Regions from separate parts of the Mus musculus genome. Here region 1 is linked to region 2. Evidence: chromatin contacts called from ENCODE POLR2A ChIA-PET data. All regions are on one chromosome and are shown on one strand. Each heading gives the region's core, a stretch centred on a gene start or an enhancer-like site at or near the end of the contact. The rest is flanking DNA. Distances are from core to core; before and after follow the strand shown.

Region 1 (2,700 bases), core at 177-2,676, 240 kb after region 2:
CCTTTCCCTACCCATTGGTAGTCTGAGACTGTGTGCTTTGTGGGAGCATTCTCTATGAATAAAACTCACAAGTTTAGCCCAGCTCCCTGGGCTGTATTTATATCTAATCTCTTTGGGCTAGGAATGTCCTTTGTGGGTGGTCAGCAGCAAATAGATTTAAAGTCTATTATTCTGCTTGTTATGGGAAACAACTTAGTGTGTCTGCTGCATTTTAATCTAAGGATTATATGCTTAGCCTCTGGAAAATTCATTTTAGAAACATCAATAAGAATCTTTTTAAGCATTTTTTTTTAATCAGGAGGCCTAATTATCATTTACACATTTATTGGTACTTAAGGCCCTGACATAAAAAGCCTTGAGCCCAAAAAGGCGAGGCAGCTGTTGCAGACTTAACAAGAAGCCAGTATTCTCCTGGGACCATCTAAACGTATACCACACCTTGAAATAGAGTTAGAGTGGATGCTCGCCCTGCAAGTGCGTTTGACCAAAGCCTGATGCTGCAAATCCTGACCTCCTTTTGTCGTTGGTTTATTTGGTTTGGGTTTAGGTTTTTAAGACTTCCAAATGGACTTTAAGTTAAATGAGCAAATACATTTAGTGCCTCTCTTCAAAATTCTCAACACAAAAACCATTATTTCTTTGAAAAAGGCATAAATCTTCTAGAACAAAGATAGCAGAAACCAGATAGTAAAATCTTCAAGATGTTTTAGAGGTGAAAAATGAAGACAATAGACTTAGCAGACCAAAATAAGACACATCTTCTAATATGTGGAGCCCCATTCTGCCTCAGAAAAGACATTCCAAAACCATCAGGCATATAAAACATCTAACGTGAAAGACAAAAGAAAGGGGAAAAAGTGCAACTTGAAGCAAAAAATGGTGCAGAAAAATAAAATTTCAAAGGTAAAAAAGTTAATCTCTGAATATCTACTTAGTTTATGAGACCACTCAGGGGCTATCAGCAACTGAAAATAAAATAAACCTGATAAATTAACAACTTTAGAAGGGTTCCAAGAAAAATGTAAGTTATCTTTGGGAAGAGGCGTTCAGAGGCAAGTCAAACATCCTACAGCAGGTCCAGAAGGAAGCTGAATAGACAATGAGGGAAGCCAATACTGCAGCCCGGAACATAAAAACAAAAGGAATGAGCGGCTCCTTCCTGGTGCTGTGAACTCTGTGCCTTTCTGAGCTCTGCCCAGGCGCAGACAGAAGCAGGGCTCACAACTCCATGCTACCTACAGTCCCTCCCTGCAGGTGAGTCTGCCTGAGGACTCAAGATAAACAGCCACTTGACAAAGCAATAGCAGAGAGAAGAAACACCATACTCTGTACTCAGCTAAGTAAGTCTCTCCTTAAACAAGACCCCGCACCAGCAAAGGGTGCAGCCCACATTGGGTTTTCTTGCTTCAGTTAACCAATTAAGAAAAATCCTCCGCAGACAGGCCCAGCGCCAACCGGAGCCACCCCCTCCCTCTCGGAGGCTCTCTTCCCAATTGCTCCTAGTTTTTGTCACCTTGGTAAACTCATCATCACAGTGCTCTTTGGACACCAGCAAAAGACAAACAAACATAACCGAAAAAGCACATCCCAATCGCGGCAGGTGATCATTAAACTGCTGAATGCTTTCATGAACGATGTCAAAAGACACAATAGAAGAGACCCTGTAAAGAACTGAGAATCGGCAGGCGCTAGTGTTCTCACAAGGAGCCGGAATGCTAGGAGGTGAGCAACGCCCTTCCTATCAACAGCTCAGTGATTTCCAGCCAGGAACTCTACACCTAGCCAGGCAATCAATTATACATGAGTGTTACACTCTCAGGTATACAGCAGCTCAGAAGTCTTACCTCCCATTTGCAAGTTGTTAGAAAGCTTGCAAAATTAGAAGGTAAAAGAAGAAAAATCAGAATATGGGCTGGGGAAAGGAGGAAAGCCAATCAGAGACATGATACACATGGACTACTCAGAGAGGACCTAAGAAAGAAACAGCAAGCCCATAGCACCGCCCACAGCACCGCCCACAGCACCGCCCACAGCACCGCCCACAGCACAACAAGGGATGGCTCCAGGTGTGAGTCCTTCAAGATGAAAGTAGTATGTGTTAAAATACTGCCAGAACCCTCCTGTATAAAGCTGTGGTTACTCATACATGTCTTTAAAAAGTGACTGATTTTTTTTTTTTTAAATCAAGATGCAATGTAGCCAAGCTGCTAAAACAAGGCATTCGTGGGTCCTATTTACACAAAACAAGATAAACCACCAGGTAAGGAATAGCACATAGGGACTGGGCCCTTTAAAACAAACAAACAAACAAAACAACAAAAACAATAGCCTAAACTTTTAAAAGAAGACAATATTGCATTCTACATCAAGCTTGACAACTTGCAAAATACATACTTTCATGTGAGCCTCACCACTTAAACTTAGCAAAGCTGTGCCAGAGACAGGAAGCTCTTTATAGTTAGTTGTATCTAGCAAGTTGATAACACCTGCCGCCATCGGATCTGCAGACTCTAGACTACAGGGAACATGGCATGCTCTAATTGAGTCCTAGACTTATGAACTGCTCAGGACGGGAGGCTGGGGACTATAGAGGGAGGAACGGAACCTGCTGGGGATTGAACCTGGGTTTCTCTCTCTCTTGGACCACTTATTACACATCACTCTGTGTTACATCACGTGGTATATATTTTCAAATAGTCA
Region 2 (2,700 bases), core at 173-2,672:
CCATCAATTCACACCTCCATATTTATCCACAGGAAAACACACACACATGCATCCCAGCCTGGGCACTGTATGCTTATGCAGGGATATTCTTGGCTGCTTTATTCATACCAATACTCACCAAGAGTTGAGCTGTGGCATGCTTGTTCAATTTGTTACTACTCCCTAACAGAAAGAGTGAATTGTACACACACACACACTTAAATGTAACTGTGATCCAAGAGCTGGCAGAAAGAACTTCAGAGAAGAAGAATATTCATTCCATGATCCTTTGGCCCTACGCCTTTATACAGGATGTCATGGCATGGGGAGTGTGGAAGGGAAGCATTACTCACTTCCAGGGCAATCAGGAAGCAAAAAGAAAGGAAATATGGACATTGAGATACCTTCCTCACTTTCCATTGTGTCAGGGTTCCCATGTCATGGGCTAGCGCTGCTCACAGTCAGCCCTAAGAGGTCTTCTCTGGGAAAGCCTTCATATATACACCCACAGCTATTTCCTCAGAGACCCATTTGCAACTCCTGAGAGAGAGAGAGAGAGAGAGAGAGAGAGAGAGAGATCTCCTGCCAGGTAGAGTCAAGGCAGCTCTGGGCCTACAACCCAGGCTCAAGGCTAGGGACTGAAGATTCTATTGACCTTGGTGGAAGAACAGAAAGGTTTGGAGATGGAACCAAATGTCTTGTGTACATTTTAGCAAAATTGTTTCTGTTATCTTGTGTCTTTGCCTCCCATGGCCCTGTAGTATAAAAAGGCTATGAGAAATACATTTGCTACTGACTGGTATTTACCAGTGTTCTCCCGTACCCGTCTCTTTCTTCTTCCTATCTTTCTATCTTTCCCCCCTTCCCCATCAGAGGACTTTGCAACGTCAGGACCAGTGCAGTGTGGTGTCTCAAACAGAGGTCAGCTCTGAGAGTATAGGGGATTAAGTGGGGGAAATCCGGAGCACTCCGAAAAGGTAAAGGTATGTTGAGAATTTCCTCCGAGGTACAGACATGGGAGAATACAGATAATTGGAAAAAACTGAGGAGATCGTAAAAAGTAAAAGTCCAGGGGAAAAAGTGGGAAATGGAAACGGCCGTACGCTTCTTGAAGTAAACATGCTATGCCATATGCTTGGTTAAAGTGGAGCAACAGCAATCACATAATTGTTTTAGATCTTGTAGTGAACGGTTGTCCTTGGTTTCCTGAGGAAGGTACAATAAAGTTAGCAACCTGGAAGAAGGTTGGGGAAAGACTTCAAGTTATTACCATGTGCATGGACCAGGTAAAGTGCCTGTAGATACCTTTAGCCTTTGAACCTTGATAAGAGTTAGGAGAAGTGGCTTTTGGAGAGGCCAACCCGGTCCGAAAGAGATGGAAACAGAAAGTAAGCTGTTCCGGAGTGGCTCAGGAGGCTCGCAGCGGGCGGGCGGGCGGGCCGCTGGTCTCCCGTCTCCAGCAGGCCCAGCTCGGTGCTTGCTCTCTGCCCGGGCGTCCACAGACCCCTGGGGCAGGCAGGGGTGGAGATGGCGGCAGCGGCGAGACGGGGGAGAGAAAAGGCTCCGCGATTGAGCCGGGAGAGAGAAGTGGCGCAGGAGAGAGCACAGGACCCCGCAGCCCGAGCGAGCGAGCGGCCTCCTGGAGCGCTCTCGCCCCTCCCTTTTCCTGCAGCTCCCTCCTCCTCCAGAGGCAGCAGGCCACCAGCTCCAGGCTCACAGCTCAGGCACTGACAAGCAGTAAGGAGTCCTGATTTCCACGGAGAGGGCCTCAAATTTACATTATGGAAACTAACATATATCATACAAGCAAGTCAGGGATTATGTACATTGAAACATGTCTAGTCTATAAAGTTTATGTTTTATTTGTGTCCTTAGTAACTATATACATATTTACTACATCCATATTCACACATGCATGTGTGTATATAAATTATTCACATTAAAAATAAATTATACGTTGAATAGAAGTTATACAAAATAAATACAGATTATATACGGTAAATATAAATTATATACACTGAATGTGATTTATATACATTATAACTGCATACATTATATACAATGAATAAAAATCATGTACACTGAATAAATATTAATGATATATTTTAAATGAAAATGATGTACATTAGGTGAAAATTAGATATGTTAAAATATGAACTATATATAAGTTAAATCTATAAAATATGAGTTATAATCTATATAAAATACATAATTTCATATTTCCTCAAGGACAGGGAATTATGGAATGAGCCCCTGGAGATCTAAAAAATCATTTGTGACCCCTTAATGCATATAGTTCCTCGTGTTGTAGTGACCCTCTCCCATAAAATTATTTTTGCTGCTACTTCATAACTGTAACTGTAATTTTGCTACTGCTGTGAATGGTAACATAAATACCTGTGCTTTCCAACTGTCCTAGGCCATCCCTGAGAAAATTTCGGGCGACACCTTCAAAGGAATTGCAACCCACAAGTTGAGAACCACTGACCTAGGAGATTGTTGATAGCGGTGTACTGGTCCAACCAGTACGAACTCAAACAGTCCTGTGTGTGTGTGTGTGTGTGTGTGTGTGTGTGTGTGTGTGTGTATGACACTTACCATAGATGAATATATAAATATAAGCAGAGTAAAATAAACCAGATGTCGAGAATACTTATTGAATACATGGTATTATGGGAAAGTCGTGGAGGGGTAGATACATATCTCAGTGGTAGAGCATTT

The links. ChIA-PET counts read pairs that join two places held with the same protein, here RNA polymerase II (POLR2A).
Region 1: POLR2A ChIA-PET joins it to region 2 with 11 read pairs in Patski. The contact joins two enhancer-like sites. POLR2A ChIA-PET finds 5 or more read pairs at or near these places in 2 of 5 experiments (Patski and embryonic stem cell).

The regions. Positions count from the first base shown.
Region 1 is chr19:32,342,903-32,345,602 of GRCm38, forward strand. The region is part of intron 2 of Sgms1 (sphingomyelin synthase 1); the gene reads right to left. Among named protein-coding and RNA genes, the nearest start is that of Sgms1, 44 kb to the right of the region's middle. Within about 2 kb of position 1,427, at least 1 of the 3 ENCODE cell types and tissues checked has a DNase peak (open chromatin) inside an H3K27ac peak, as active enhancers do.
Region 2 is chr19:32,106,574-32,109,273 of GRCm38, forward strand. No RefSeq gene overlaps it. Among named protein-coding and RNA genes, the nearest start is that of Asah2, 4.8 kb to the left of the region's middle. RefSeq lists an enhancer at 78-1,745. Within about 2 kb of position 1,423, at least 2 of the 3 ENCODE cell types and tissues checked have a DNase peak (open chromatin) inside an H3K27ac peak, as active enhancers do.